2 separate regions of the Homo sapiens genome follow, and region 1 is linked to region 2. The links are chromatin loops, found by intact Hi-C in ENCODE. Cell type or tissue: chondrocyte. All regions are shown on one strand. Links, peaks and the distances in the headings refer to the core of each region. The heading gives the core; the rest is flanking DNA. Region 1 overlaps SMYD2 (SET and MYND domain containing 2). Region 2 has its middle 19 kb from the start of CENPF.

Region 1 (8,340 bases), core at 164-8,163, 250 kb after region 2:
TAAATGTCCCATTTATGAAGGCAGCAATTAGGCCTATCACCTTAGGTACTCAGACATACAGCCACCCACCCAACCCCCACCCACCCCAATGTGTCTTAAGACCCCAGCTTTCTGTCACACTATGATATGGGTTGGTTTAGCAAAACAGTTAAGTGCTCTGAAGTCAGAACACTTCCTGTGTCTTCTGGATGTTCTTTCCCCATTGTCCAGCAGGGGCTTTAGATACAGCAAGTGTTCTCTCCGGCTGTACCTGAAGACTGACTGATGGGGTCTGCCTGGGAAACAGCCATTTCCCTAAGAACAGGGCCCAGAGGCAGCTGGTGGGTGAGCCAGTGTGTGTGTTTACATGTGTGTAAGAGGTGTTTATTTAAAGGCTAGGCTGTTCCACCCTGTGTCTCCTGAAAGTCAGTCCAAAAAGACATGTTCTAGCTGTATTCCTGGGTAGGAGGCAGCCCTGGGACCCACGGCCCCACAGAAGACCAGAGCTGGGCTTCCGGGAGGGGCTCACGCAGATAAAGATGGGTCTAGCAGAGCAAGGCCCTGCTGGGAGAACCACAGGGCTGGGATGCTGTCTGTCTGCTCCTCTCTCCCTACAGATCTCACACAGAGAACTGCGCATGAGGCCAGTGCACTTCCTCACACACTCTAGGAGAAAAGGAAGGTTTGAGTTTATCCCCAATTTAACAAATTCTGTTTCCAAGAGCAGATTTTAAGAGCTGGCTTCCTTTGGGCTCCCCCTGCTGGCTAATCAGGGCACAGTGGGGTAAGTAGAGGGTGGAGTGGGCAGTGGACATTCAGACCAGACACAACCTTCACAGACCCTAATCTCGGAAGTGGAAGGAGACTGAGGGCTTCTCAAACTCCTGAGAAACACCTGGGATGCTTCCAGAACACAGATTTCTGGGTCTAATGCCCAGCGACCCTGATTCACTTGGCCCACTTGGTGTTGGACGTACCCTGTAAATGCATAATATCAGTGCCTTTAAAAAGAGCTCCAGTGATCCCATCTAGGCCACCTCAGCCCTGAAGTGTCTAGTCCGAGTCAGAGGACAAAGCCACAACTTCCGTCTGTCACCCACTTTTAGGTTTAGTAACCCTCTCAGGCAGGAAATCTCTCCAGGGCTAATATTCATTATTACTACAAATTAAAAAGCAATTTTTGTTTCTTTTTTCCAAACCTGGGGTGGGGAGATTAGATAACCACGGTCAACCCACTGGTCCCAGAGCTTCCCCATTTGCAAACTGGGGCTGTAATTTGAAAAAGCAAAAGAAGGGGATGGTGTGAGTAATGATGAAAACCAGGGTTTCTGAGACCACCACTTAGTAATTAAACTTGGAAGCAGTGGGTGGGAAAAGAAGCAAACTAGTGGCTTCTCAAAACTAGCCTGAGTTAACTACTATGGATATGGCCCTGGATGGACCTGGGAGGGATCTTGCCCCAGTATCCGCTGCATAACCTCAACCTGTCTCCTTGGGATGATGGTGAGAACAGGCCTGACTCGGGAGCAGTGCCCTGCACCAGCACCTCCAGATGTGGGTGCAGAGAAGAGGCAGCTGCGCTAGGCAAGTCTCAGCAATGGGCAGGAAGATGACACTATCGTATACATTCTAAACAACCAAATTCCACTCCGTGGATGATTAGAACAGCCTCTGCAATCACCTGTAGGGCTTAATGATTTTCTGTCCATATTGCAGGGCTCCTTCCCAGTCCTGCATGTACAAGCAGACACCCATGGCCTGGTACATCATGTGCAACATGTACACGTTACTGTCCTCAAACACAGAGCTCATCTTCTCCTGGCTGAGCTCGCAGATCTCCAGCAGCTCACTAGGGGGTGCTGTGGAGTCAAGGAAAGGGCCACCGGGCCCAAGCTGCCTGGAGGCTTCCCCAGGCTGGGTTCAAGGAGTTATTTCGTCCACTCCACTCTCACCCTTACCCCATGAAAAAGTAACTTACAGAAAGCCAAGCAAAAGTGAAAGGAATTACATTTCTCCAGAAAAAACAAATGAAGAAAACCTGAAGGTCGGAACCGCTCAACTCAAGAATTTTAGCCGCAGGGTCCAGACCCCTAGTTCTGATGTAAACAATGTTGATTAAAATCACGATTCTAATCAAATTCAAATCCTCACCCAAGTTGGAACCCTGAGCACGACTCCCACTGTGGCAAAGTTCTTTCTTATGCTGAGAAACAATGTGCCTTTCTCTCATTTCCTCTCACTGGTTTTAAATTCTACCCTTTAGAGTACAAATCGAATCCCTTTTCAACTCCCAAGAAAATGCTACAATACAATGGTTAAGAATATGGATTCTGATAGAGCTGGGACAAAATCCTAGATCCTATCACCATCAGCTGTGTCCTTTGGGCAAATTACTTAATATCTATCAGGCTGTTTCCTCATCTGCTGCATGGGAATGAGCAGAGTCCCTGCTCAGAGTGTGCCAGTGAGGAGAGCTGAAATAAGCAAGGCCCTTGGCACTGTGCCCTGCCCAAAGTAAAATACCCAAAGCACAAGGCCATCAAGGCTCTGTCCTTCATGGTCCTCCACCACATGGGGCTCCCAGCCAAACTAGCCAAAATAAGGGGAAATAAAATCATACAACTCCAACAGGATGGACACCACATTGTGGGTGGTCAGTACGCCTTTACACATTTACTAGGAGACATTCCTCCTTTGGTTTTCAGAATCTTAAATCCATCCTTCTCCTGCTCCCTCTTTCCAACTTCCCACCTTGCCTTGTTGGCGAGGGATAATAAGCTATCAGGGCAGTTGTAAAGGATATATTTATAGTGCTTGGCCCTCCGGAACTCTTCAATGACGTTGCGTGCATATCTGACCATGTCTCGGATGGCTTCTGCCTTTGGGGGATCGCTGAGCTTCCGGATTTCCACCTTGGCCTTATCCTGAAGGAAACGTCCACAAGGGCAAGGCGTTACCGCCCATGGAAACCACACTGATAGGGAAACCTCTCATATAATACACATTCCCACACAGCGGTCGACACTGGCCCATTCCAAGGTTACAAAAGAATGAAAGGAAATCAGGCAATGCATCTGAAGAAATTCAGTACTCCATTACCTTTTTACAGAAACAAAACAAAAAGATTAATTTTCTAGATACTCCTTATCTAAAATGTGTTGGCTATGGGCAGATATATGTGTTTACACATCTACGAATCAAGAGACTAGAATAAGGAAGGATGGCATTGACGGAACAATTTGGAAAATGCCAGGGAAACTTCCACATATTCTGGTGAACAGGTTGGAAAGCCTAGAGATTATACTCATGTGCTTTTCCCCCCTCCTCCTTTGAGCAGTTGTTTCTTTTCAAGAAAGAGCAGTTCGGCAGACCTTTCTCCTGTTTGTACAGTGTAATGGAAATGTTTTCTTTAGCTACTAGGAGCAGGTCTGAACAGAGACCTGGTCTAACTAGATTCCCTTTGGCTGTCTTTGTAAGGAGGGTTTAAAGGGTCAAAAAGATCCTAGAGGAGATCCGCCAAGTCAGACAAGCTCTTCAGCAGAGAGGTCCTGAGATCAGAGTGCAGTCAGCGCTCTTGCCCAATGAACAACCTTACCTTGTCCTTGGTGGTACACTCCTGGCACTCACAGGTAAAGAAATAAGAATCTCTTAACCGGTCATTTCTATCTTCCGTTGGGTACAGGAGATCAATATAGCTGGTAAAAACCTACGGGGTCCAAAAAGATAAAGCTTCAGTCTGCTACAGGTAAACTCAATCCTTGTCATTCCCGTGCCTTTGCAGTCACCTGCAGGGCCCATGCAGAGGATAAGGCGGGCTGCAGCGGAGGAATGCGCTGTTTACTTTAAGGCACGGAATTCCTGAACTGAGCAGCCACCTGACGTTGGCTTTCTCTGGAAGGTGTTCACTAATCCACAGCTGAACTGGGAGCTGAAGCCAAGGTGCAGGTTAGTGGAAAGAGTCTGTAGAATCAAGGAGTCCTTAAAACAGTGTCCTGGAGGGTTCAGAGGATCCCTGCCTCCCTCAGCTGCCTCTGCCTGGCCTTCATGTAGTTTCATGTTTCACCACCTGAGACGGCGCAAATGCTTCGTTGCCGTCATCACTGGATGCTGCGTGCAGGGGAGGGCATGAGCACGCACACACCACACACATGCAGCTAAGCTCCCCTTCTCCTCACATCAACTGGCAATGGAGCAAGAGGCTCCACTCAGTGGGCTGGGACCCACAGCTCTGGGTGGCCAGCGGAGGGTGAACACATCTTCTAGGACACCAGAATGCTGCGGCCTGGCCCAGCGGGCAGCTCCTGATCCTGCAGGGCAGCGAGCTTGGAAAGTCCTTACCTTTGGTTCATGGGGCTCCACCGTCCTTGCCTTTTCCTAATGGGGTCTGTAACTAAGGCTTGGAGCATATGGAGGAGACCAGCATTTAGATGTCCATTATCTACTCACTGGGACAGCACTGGCTACTCATCCCACACAATCAGGCAAATGTCTGACTGAACAGATGGATCTCATGAAGCCGCTAGCGTGCCAGTGACCACGGGCACCACCAGGCAGGCAGGGGAGGACACGCACAGGGCTGGGTGCTGCAGGGGCAGCTAAGCTCTCCCCAGCCCATGGGGAGGTACTGGACACGTTGCAGCTCACCCCGAAACCCTGGGGAATGGGGTTTCTCCTTCTCTGAAGGGTAAGTAATCCCCAAAGCACTGACTTCCCAAAAATGAGGTTACTGCGTTTCAGATCTGGGAGAACATAAGGGCAAAAGGAAACTGCAGCCACCCCTGCCCTGCCTCACACCACAAGAGCCTGCCAACAATCTCTGTAATGACTGACTCACAGTGCAACATGCGGAAGCTTCCAGAAGATGGCGACAAAGGCCACTCCAGTACCACTGCTCCCAGCCAGACTGAGCCAGCTTAGGTGACAACCTGCTCATCTCTGCAGTCAGCCCACAGGTGCACTGGAGCCTGGGTGACTGCATTCTGACTGGCTGCAATTATCTGTTTCAAGAAAGGCTTCAGAGCAGTCTCCATAAGACCTTTGGAAACTCAGACACCCCAGCCGAAAGGGGACACACCCTCATCGTAATGGATTTAGCTGAAGGTAGAAGGGCCAACCTGCCTGCATCTTGGGCTTCAGCTCCCAGTGCAGCTGTGGATTAGTGAGTGCCTTCCAGAGAAAGCAAAGCACTTGTCATTCAGCACGCTGACAGTTATATTTTACACTTCACACTTCAAATACCCAGGCATGCACCGTAAAATAGCATTACAAATTGCTAAACTGAAATTAACCCAAGTGTGATTACAAGTTCCTAAAAACTCATGTGTCTTGCTGGGAATTTACTTAAGAACACAGAGCATACTACAGCAATCCATCAGGCCAGCCCTTCCCAGGTGAGACGTCTCATGAGGTAGTCAGGAATCACACATGGGAAGGGAACAGGGAATCGCTGAGCAGGTGATGGGAAGACTGGTTCTCTCCACGTCCTGAAGCTGAGGAGGGAAACTAAGGTGCCCCTTGGCCACAGACTGCCTTGACTTCTCCTATTACTGCATATACCTGGACTTTTGATTTAGATTCCTAAAAAGTGAACTGCGACCTGAAGTTCAGATGTGGAACTGATAGAACACGAAATTCTGATGTGTCCCTTGGAGTGCCAGCTCTTTAGCTACTGCTGCGTTGCTTGCTTTCTTTTGCTTTGGACCTTTGAGGGATGGTGGGGAACAAGCAAGAATTCACCAAAAAAAATAAAATAAAATAAGGCTCAAGCTCAGTTGTTTGGCAATAGGGATACAGAGACTCTAAAGATAATCAAAAGTTTGACTGTGGTCATTTTGGTAGTAAATGTCTTCTTTCTCTGTAAATCTCTATAAAGCTTTGGGACAAATTTGACTCAAATTTATTACTTCCTGTTTTTCTTGACCAGAGATGGAAATGTATGTACCAAACAGAAGCCCCAAAGTGTGGGAATCTAAACTACAGGTTACAAATCTGATCACTGACTCCTGGAGAGCCTGAGGGCAGACTCAGCTAAACTGCTGGAGGCATTCACAACTCATACTGTCAAGTGACACTGCACAGATCTGTCCACATTGCCTTTTAAAGAGCAGTCTCAAGCCCCCTGCTGCAGCCACCCATAGCCATGAACTCACCTCCTCTCCCGGCTTGATTTCCTGTACAGCTCTGACTTCTGCCAGGGTCCCTTTGTAGGTCACAATGACATTGGGGCAACAGCTATGATTCATCAATGCAACACTGTCAGTCAGAAGAGAAAACCCAGTTTTTAAAATGAGATAGGCAGACTGTTTAGCTTCCTTCACTACTTACTTGCTAAGTCAGAGGAACTGAATCTTTGCAAGACATTTTTTAAAAATCTAATAGTTGGCTATCACATTCTAAGAGGTTGTTCTGCATGCACTGATAATCCTATCTACCATCTCACACTTTCACCATATTAAAAACTGAAATCCACAATTCAAGTACTATCTAAGCCAAAACCAAAAAACACACAACAGCAAAAACAACAAATGCCACAAATATTCCTCCCTGATAGAATGCAGCTCTCAGAACCCAATACCCACAGCTAATTGCTACTTCACTATACACTGTCAAACACAGGTGCGTTGTCGCTTTCAAGCAGCTTTTTGTATTAGTGGATTATTTCTCACGTTTTTTTCAGATGTTGAGAAATGCCAGCTTCCTAAGGGAGGAAGGGTGTGTGATCCCCTGAGAGACCCGGAGACACCCGTCTGAGTTTCTCTGCACCTCAATTTCCTCATCTGGAAAATTGGGACATTACTGCTCCTGCTGCTCACTGTCTGCTTTTCAGGGACAGCGAGAAGGAGAGAGAGAGATTCGCCTATGCGAGGTGCTTTGAGCTTTCTGATTATATGAAGGTCAAAGTTCTGAGAACAGAAATTTCTAAACTACAGGGAAAAAGTGCTTGATCTCTGAAAATGCTGCCTTTGAAATCACAATGCTGATATGATTTCAGCCCAAAGGGATTTTTTCCCCCAATTAAAACTGCCCAGAAACTGGGGCTCATGCTCCTACGGGCACTCACAGCCATGTGTGTCATTGCTCTGGTGGCCAATGTCACCTCCCTGACCCTCCAGAGACCACAGCCCCTCTCCTGCTTGCTCCGAGAATACAAAAAGGGAAAGGGGTTTCGAAGCCTGATGAGGATGAACTGCCCCAGGCTGGCTATGGCCTATGGCCAAGTGCACTCCCCCACCTCCTGGCTGCTAAAGGCCTAAGCAAAGTATGTGGTTAGCCTGGTGCCTGAGATAAACAGGTAGCAGCTTCCTGGTCTTGACCTCGGGGAGGGCCACCTCTGCACTGCACCAAGGCCCACTTGGCTTCCTGGAAAGTGATGCCCAAGGAATCAGGTCCTAGGAAATCAAATAAACAAATGCATCGAAGGGTAGTTGTATTAAAATAAAAGCACATTTCTAAAACCATCTTGCGGAAGTATTAAATAGCTGAAGGCAGACTCGGGTATCTCTTTAATGAAGGTGGGGGAAATGCACTAAGTCAAAGACCCTAAAACAATTCATGTTCTTGGTATCATAATTCTGTTGGCAACCACTGACAGGTGAGAATCCTCAAAGCACCTCACTCTTTTTTTTTTTTTTTTTTTGAGATGGAGTCTCGGTTTGTTGTCCAGGCTGGAGTGCAGTGGCGCGATCTCAGCTCACTGCAACCTCCACCTCCCGGGTTCAAGTGATTCTGCTGCCTCAGCCTCCTGAGTAGCTGGGATTACAGGTGTGCGCCACCATGCCCAGCTAATTTTTGTATTTTTAGTAGAGACGGGGTTTCACCATGTTGGTCAGGCTGGTCTCCAACTCCTGACCTCGTGATCTGCCCGCTTCGGCCTCCCAAAGTGCTGGGATTATAGGTGTGAGCCACCACACCTGTAAGGCGTGCCCGGCAGCACCTTACTCTTAATCTTTTAGTCTTTTAAGATATTAAGAACAGAGACATTCCATAGTTCATTTCAGTTATAAAGGTGTCAATACACGCCTTCTTCAGTGGGTCCAATGCCCTCTTTTTCTCCTGCCTTTTCCCAGGGGCCAAAGTTAAAAAAAAAAAAAAAAAAAAAAAGCTTCTTTCCTCACTTCCAGAATTCCAACTGCAGATGATGCCATTTTGGCCCCAAGGACAAATATTACATGAACAAACTTTTTAGTCTCTCTGGTTCAAGTAAACCTGTGACAGCTGCTCACGAGACACAGACTGTACGGATTCTTCTCTTTCTGACCTACACAACGCACAGCGTCTGGCAGAGACGCACATAGCTAAGGGCAGGCACATCACTCAGGGCAAATGCATGAGTATTAAGGGTTTCCTACCTATGTGGCAACC
Region 2 (8,340 bases), core at 175-8,174:
CCCATCTATGGCCTTGTGGTGAGTTCCCCAAAAGTAGCCCACCCAAAAAACACCTGATTGTGGTTCACAGATAGGTTGGCTTCATATGTTGGTATGTCTTGAAAATAGGTGGCTGCTCCCTACAACACCACAACAGGGGACTTCAAAGGGCAGAGCTGTGAGCAGAACAGCAGATCATCTACTTCATATGGGGAAAAGGTGGTCCAAGGTTAGAATATATTGCTGGGCAAATAATTTGGCTGATAGGAACAACATTAAATTATTGTAGACATAGAGATTTAAAGAAGAGGATTGTAGATAGACCTTTTAGGAACGGAAAAAGATTGTGGGGGTCTTGCATCTTTTGTCAATACCCACTAGAGAGCATCCACCATAGGTAAGACAGGAAACAACCAGGTGGACAGGACAATTTTTCTGGTGGATTGTCCAGTGAGTGTCCTTCATTACCAAAGCGTTTGCACAACGGTCTCATCATCAGAGCAGCTATGCTATCGGGGCTAGTGGCTATAGATGGGTCGAACAGCATGGACTGCCTCTCATCCTCTCTAAACTGGTCTAGCCACCATTTTTGCTAAATAACCACCCTGTCAGTAGCATACTGACACTAGGTTCTCAGTATGGAACAATCCTAAGTAAAAACAACCAGCTCCTTGGTGGCTAGTAAATTGCATTGGATCCCGTCCACCTTGAAGGAAATGATACCTACTCTCTCTGCAGTAGCTGTGCCAGCACTGCCCTCTGAATGTTGACAGAATACCTGATTCACACCCGTGGGATCCTGCATAAGATTGCCTTGGACCAAGGGACCCATTTGACTGAGAAATATGTACATGATCATAAGATTCACTGGTTCTACCATCTTCTACCTATTTCTTGAAAGTAAGTGGTCTGATACTGATATGGCTTAAGTTGTGACCCCAATAAATTCATATTCTGAATTCTTCAGCTTCTGAAATCCTAACCCCAGGTACTTCAGAATGTGACCTTAATTGGAAACAGGGTAGTTGCAGATGTAATTTGTTAAGATGAGATCAGTAAGGTGAACCTTAATCCAATATGACTAAGTCATTATAAAAAGGGGACATTTTGACTGGGAACTATGCCTTACACCCATAATCCCAGCACTTTGGGAGACCAAGGTGGGAGGATTGTTTGAGGCCAGGAGTTCAAGACCAGCCTGAGCAACATAGCAAGACCCCATCACTACAAAAATTTTTAAAAAATTAGCTGGGTGTGGTGGAATGAGCCTGTAGTCCTAGCTACTTGATAGGCTGATGTGGGAGGATCACTTGAGCCCAGGAGTTCGCGGCTACAGTGAGCTATGATTGCGCCACTGCATTTCAACCTGGGTGGCAGAGTGAAATTCTATCTTTTTAAAAAATAAAAAAGAAGACATTTGGACACAGAGACACAGGGAGAACGCTGTATAAAGACTGTCATAAAGACTGTCATTACACTGTCGCAAACCAAGTGACATCAATGATTGTTGGCAAACTGCCAGAAGCTAGGAAGGAGGCATGAGACAGAATTCCCTTCCCAGCCCTCAGAAGGAACCAATTCTCCCAATACCTTCATCTCAGACTTCTGGCCTCCAGAACTGTGAGACAATAAATTCTGTTATTCTAAGCCTCCAGGTTTTTGATACTCTGTTATAGCAGCCCTAGGAAACTAATATAGTAATAAGATACCATATTGGAATGGCTTACTTGTGGCTTCACTAAAGCAGGAGTTCATCCTATAGAATGGGAAAACTATTCTTCACAGTGCACTATCAGCATTGAACTAGTGTATCAAGCTATGTCCCCAATAGCTAAAATATACAAGTCTAGAAGCTAAGAAATGGAAAAAGAATTGGCTCTTCTCACTATCACTACAAATAATCCACATGTTCTTCCCTTTCCTTCTACCTTAGGCTTTACTGGGTAAAGTGGGGAGTGGGGAACACTACTCCTAGTGACACATAAGGGTTCCACAAAACCTGATGCTGTAACTCGTCTCTTTGTTTTCCTTATGTGGGTAGACCAGCAGGAAAAGAAAAGAGTTGTAATACTGGTAAGGTTAGTCAATCCTGATTATCATGAGAAACTAGACTTGCTGGTACATAAAGGGACATGGAAGAATATGGAACTCAGGGCATCCACTGGGGTACCTCCATATGCTTTTATGTCTAGTGAAAACAGTGAGCAAGCAAATGCAGCCGTCACAGCCCAACAAAGGAAAGGCGACCCAAGGCCAGACCCTCTGGGATGAAATTCTGGGATTCCCCCATCAGGCAAATAAATTATTAATAGATCAGATAATGCTGATCAAGGATAGGGAAATCGAGAGTGGGTGGTGGATGAGACAACTGACAAATGTCATTTGGAGCTTGGGACCAGTTGTAATAGCAGGGACCACAGCTCATTCCATTAACTCTCTGTACAAAGTCTTTTTTAGATATTATGGCCACCATATAGGGACAAATAGATCTGAACAGGGTAAGAGGTGGACTAACAATTACCTTCATGTCACCTACTTGGCCCATTTCTGATTTCAGCCACAGATGTGCTAGGCAATTCTTTGTGGGCACAGACTCTTTCCAGCTCAAGTGCAAGTCACCAGTTTCTTGGTGTGTCTCTACTCCAGAGCTTTCTCAGAAGATAAAGGAGCCTGCTCAGCCAGCACACAACCATGGCCTGGAAATGTGGAGACAGTTACAGCTTCCAGGGGCAGTTCTCAACCAATGGGATCAGAAGCCAGTGAACAAATGCCCCAGTGTTCCATCTTTCACTTGGGCAATTCCGAGAGATCCAAAAGAATCAAACCCCAGGTACTTACTGCTACAAATGGTGACATTGCATCCTTATACTTTTCCTTCTTCCCTGTCTCACTCTCCCTGACCCCACCCCTCTACCATTTTGCTTCCTGGAATCATCACCCAAATAAACTATGTCCACCAAATCTATCTTAGTCTCTGCTTCTGAAAGAACCCAAAGTAAATGGAAGGTGCCATACACTTGATGTATTCTTTTTGACCAGTGAAAAATCTATCTTGGTCCTCCAAATATTGCAAAAACTTACATTATGTAGATGGAACCTCAGTGACCTTACCTGTGAAATTAAAAGTATAATCATAATGGGATTTGCCTGTCACTGGTAATTTAAGAGAGGGCTCTGGTAGATAATGATCATGCTTTCATGCTGGTTTTGCACATTTCTAGACTTCTTTTGATGATAAAACAATGAATTTAACACATTCTTTGGAGCAATAATTAATTTTCAAAGCTTGACATTAGGATATTCTGAGTCCTTTTAGAGAAGAAAGGCTTGGAAAAAACATTACATATTCAACATATTGCCATAATTTAAATAAAGTCAATTACAAATAGATAAATATTCAACATCTTGGTACATTTTAAAGAAATTGATCACAAACCATATGACTACTACTCAGTGATATGAACTGAAGCCCAAGAAAAAGGACCTTACACTTTTAAAAAGCTTTTTCTATTCCTACCACTAGGTGATTCTCTATACCTAAAAAAGTCTTTGAAAGTAACCTATTTTGTCCCACACACTCTGACTCACTGCATTTTCTGTCTTCCTCTGTCTTTTCCCTCAGTGTATCTAATGTGTTTGCTCACACTTTCTTTAGAATAACATTTGGTTGTTTAAAGTGAGAAAAAAGAAAGAAAAAAAGGCTCATAATCCTACAGCTTAAATAATCTTTCATATTAACAAAATCATACAATAACACACAATATGAAATTCCAGATATTCAAAAAAGACATAAAAGATGAGTTTGGGAAACTAGAATGAACACTGAACATCCACTAGTCTAGATCCTCATTTTACAGCTGAAGTCAGCAAGATTGAGATACAGTCAATGCTCGAACAACACAGTGGTGGGGGGAGGGAGTGGTTAAGGGTGCCAAACCCATCCTGTGCAAAACTTTTGACTCCCCAAAAACTTAACTACTAATAGCCTACTGTGGACTGGAAGCCTTACCAATAACATAGGCAGCTGATTAACACATATTTTGTATGTTATGTGTATTATATACTGTATTCATACAGTAATAAAATGAGCTAGAGAAAAAAATGTTGGCCGGGCACGGTGGCTCACACCTGTAATCCCAGCACTTTGGGAGGCTGAGGTGGGTGGATCATGAGGTCAGGAGATCAAGACCATCCTGGCCAACATGGTGAAACCCTGTCTGTACTAAAAGTACAATAATTAGTTGACAGTGGTGGCATGTGCCTGTAATCCCAGCTACTCAGGAGGCTGAGGCAGGAGAATTGCTTGAACCCAGGAGACAGAGATTGCAGTGAGCTGAGATAGCGCTACTGCACTCCAGCCTGGCGACAGAGCAAGACTCCATCTCAAAAAAAAAAAAATTGTTATTAGGAAAAGCATAAAGAAGAGAAAATACACTTATAGTACTGCACTGTATTTATCAATATCATAAGTTTACAAGATGAATCATCTGTCTGAAATGGTGGGCAACTGCAGCTGCCAACCTCAATCTACAGACTGTGCAATTCAACTTTTATATCAAGCAATTCAGCTTTTTCTTGTAATGTCATGACCTTCTCTGCTTCCTGGGAGTACTACCAGTATCACTAGCAGCACTTTGTATGGGTTCCATGGTGTTATTCAAAGTTTACAATATTACACTAAACATGATGAAAAATACACAACAAGCACGAAAGGTAACTTTTTATTGTGATATGAAATTTACTAGAGATGAACTGCTCCCGTGGAGATGAATAGCCTCACACAGCATTTTAAGTTGATACAACACTTGAGCTCAATGCAATAGCAACAGAAGGTGGTTATGAAATTATCACAGTAGTACAGTATGTACTACAGTTAATTTTATGCAGTTATGATTTAATACTGCATTTTTACATTGGTTTACATTTCTCTCGACTGAATGGTACCATGCACAGTCTGTGTTCGTAGGCGTAAGTTTTAATACATTTTAACTTTTTATAATAAATTTGGGCATATTTTATGGTAGTAAATGATAAAATAGACTAGTAGCTACATATATGTTATGCATTTGTAACATATCTTTTTCTTAATGTTTTGATATTTTTAGAATATGTGGTTTCTCTGCAAGTTTTTTCAAGCTGTCAAAAATCTCCAAAAATTTTTTCAATATGTTTATTGAAAAAAAAACCCTCATATAAATGGACCTACACCATTCAAACCCATGTTGTTCAAGGGTCAACTGTATTTCTAAAAATTAACACAAGTTAATCAGGGAAGAAAAGCAAATTTAAAAACTTTGAAAAGAGAAAACATCATCATTCTGGAATCAATTACTTCCCAGAAATTTAAAACACATTCTTATAACTCTTGCAATAGTCATTTTTACGAAGGAACTAAAATGATTTATATATTTTTAAAATCTCAGTAGCTCCTTAGGAAAAATGCTTATCTAATGCTTATTTCTTCCAAAGTGTGAAAATCAATGTATGTTACATTTTCCCTTTCTTGGTTGGAAGCTTGATCCTCAAGAAAAGTGGCTTTTACGAGCCCAAGTTTCCAAAAAGACAATGTTACAGCCAAAATAAACCTCGCGACTTGCAAGACAAGTTTGCTCAAGGAGCAAGTTTTTATCATCGTGTGACTAAGTTAAGGATCAATTTGTCTCTATCTCATTTTCAATAATAGTTTTGACCCAGGTGTTAGATTAACCATGGACTAAGGTGCATGATTCTCCTGAGCTCTATGACCACGTGTCTTCACATCTTGGAATGAAAGTGAAGGAATTCCCTAAATCAGGAATACAGCTTCAGTGCCCCTAAGAATAACATGGAAAATTTTTTTTTAATGTTTAATTTGAGGCCATACCTAGGTATTGGGGTAGATTACAGAAATCCATTTTATGAATGAAGCAGGCATCTGTGTGGTCAACAGATAACATATACATATTTCCTGGTTGACTTCTATTTTCCTGGCACCTCTCTGGTTTAACATGTGTCCCAGAGTTATTGCTGTTGTTGCTTTAACAAAAGATTATTATTATTAGCTGCGTTAAAATAAGCCAGGACTGGTTTAGTGGATAACTTTGAAATAGGACGTAGGACTCGACTCTGGAGGCAGGGCTCAGACACCTGACCTAATTGAGGACTAGTTAAAACAGGGATGGGGTGGAAACACCTTTCCATATAAGACATGCCCACCAGTGTGCCATGTCAGTTTACCATTGCCATGGCAACACCCAGAAGTTACCACCCTTTTTCTAGGAATTTCTGCGTTAATCGCCTCTTAGTTTGCATGTAAATTAAAGTGGGTATAAATTTGACTTCAGAACTGCCCTCAGCTACTACTCTCAGCACACTGCCTGTGGAGCAGCCCTGCTCTGCAGGAGCAGTCACAGAGCTGCAGGACTGCTGGAGCTGTAACTCCGCCACTTCAATACCTACCGCTGGCTTGCCCTTGAATTCCATCCTGGCTGAACCCCAATTTGGGGATCATCTGCCCTGCATCAACTTTGTACTTCCATATTGTAGCATAGTCTTCCCTAGTAGTGTGTGAGATACATGTGCCATAAACAGAGTTCAACACTTAACAAGTGGTTAAGTCTGAGCTATCAGTGATAACTTCTTTCACCTTTCTTAAACCTTTCTTAAGGCACAGGTAACTAACTCCTCCATTTTAAGGATAGCGGCATATCTCATGCTGGCTTGAAAAAACAAAGTGTGGTTGCATACGGTGACTTAGGACAACTAACTTTTCATCCCAAAGGATGTGGGAGAAATACTTGTTGCTGCTGTCCCTGGCACCCATCTGGTGTATGAGTCAGTTGTGCCTTGGCCCCAGGTGGGGCCTGCAAGATGATTAAGGCACAAGGCTGCCAATCTGCCAGACAGTGGGGTCAGTGTGAAATGTGGGAAATTAGAAACGTGGTGAATGTGAAATACATGCAGGAAGTGGAGGCTAAGCATGCCTACCATAAAGCTTACACAAAGTAGTGTGAGCAATCCTGCTAAAATGGTTTTGGCATATACTAGATAGGGTAAATCTACAACTATTTATTTACCCTATCATTTGGTAACACTTTTCAAAAATGTTGTGATGAACTCTCTCAGCAACAAAGAGCTCAAAAAACAAAACAAAGCAAAAAAGCATGTTTAATGAAATTTCAAATGCAGATTTCTCATTTCTAAATAAAGTTGACGATGAAATATAACGTGCATAAAATATTTGCCAACATTTATCAGCCTCCTTGGGGCCTATAGTAATGAAAATTAGAAGACATAAATATGTTAAGGAGGCCCCAGAATTTACTTCAAACCTTAGCTGTTATTTTAAGCTTTTCTTCGACAGGCATGAAATATGAAGCAATAGCTGCTAATATATTTGGTTTAATTAACAGAACTCTGCAAACAGCTCATGATTTCTGTTTTATGTGTCACCAGCTGCTTCAAATTAAAATTTAATTAATTCCAATAATTGTTCAATATTTTCATGAAATTCAGTGACTCAAAGCTTTTGAAAGTTCATCTGACTTTATTGTGTCTGCTATTGCAAATTCAGTGACAAAATTTGTGAGGATCATATAAATACAAATTCTGGTGATGCACACATTATATTTATTGTCAATTAGTTTATTGATAAATAAGAAATCTATAAAGCAGAAATGTTCTAGAAAACTTTTAGAGAAACGCTATTATTAAAAACAAAACTTGGAACCAAGCCAGACATGGGAGAGTGTCTGTAGTGCCAGGCGTTCAAGAGGCAGAAGCAGAAGAATTTCTTGAGCCTACAAGTTCGAGTCCAACCTGGACAACATAGTGAGACCCTGTCTCTAAAAACAAAACAAAAACTTGGAAGCAAAGAGATATTAAAATTTATCCTATAAAAGCAAGGGAAGACTTGAGTGAATAAATAAGGAAAGCTTAATCCATTTACAGTGTTTAATTTTGAAATTCTATAATTGTGCCTTAGAATATCTACATTTCTGGAATAATCTTTTGATGAAGCTTTTTGTAAAAACAATTTCATAAATTTGTATTCTATGCCAGAATGGAATGAAACTGCAAAAACTAATAATTGTGAAGCATCTATATACAAAATATTTTAAAGTATGGAGACAACTTACTAACAAGTTTTGTCTTACAAAACTATTAGTTAAAGACATCTACTCTGAATGGAGGCAAACAGGAGGTATCATATCTGGGAAAATACTTATGCTGAAATATTTACACATTTCAAATAAAAAGAATAATATTGAGAATTTCCTTCATTTAGCAGAATTTGTTCTGAGCTTACCATAAGCCTCACCACCTGAAGAAAGAGTAATTTCTCAATTGAAAATATTGTAAGCTAGATGGTAGAGTCAATTG

What was found. Peaks named below come from ENCODE experiments on the same cell type or tissue, not always from the same donor. Only the 100,000 strongest peaks of a DNase experiment are listed, where the experiment ranks them.
Region 1: it touches region 2 in a loop (5-fold over the local background); 95 of 110 quality-filtered maps call a loop at or near these places.

Annotation. Positions count from the first base shown.
Region 1 is chr1:214,325,513-214,333,852 of GRCh38, reverse strand. It overlaps SMYD2 (SET and MYND domain containing 2), which reads right to left. Exons shown (of 12, transcript NM_020197.3): 7 at 6,129-6,231; 8 at 3,575-3,685; 9 at 2,783-2,903; 10 at 1,661-1,835. Among named protein-coding and RNA genes, the nearest start is that of SMYD2, 49 kb to the right of the region's middle. RefSeq lists an enhancer at 4,697-4,786 and a silencer at 4,713-5,007. In chondrocyte, for the core only: CTCF peaks have their summits at 523, 730 (motif pointing left), 1,839 (motif pointing right), 4,840 (motif pointing right) and 2 weaker places; a DNase peak (open chromatin) is centred at 4,844.
Region 2 is chr1:214,580,512-214,588,851 of GRCh38, reverse strand. No RefSeq gene overlaps it. Among named protein-coding and RNA genes, the nearest start is that of CENPF, 19 kb to the left of the region's middle. In chondrocyte, for the core only: CTCF peaks have their summits at 3,295 and 3,497; no DNase peak of the experiment used is centred there.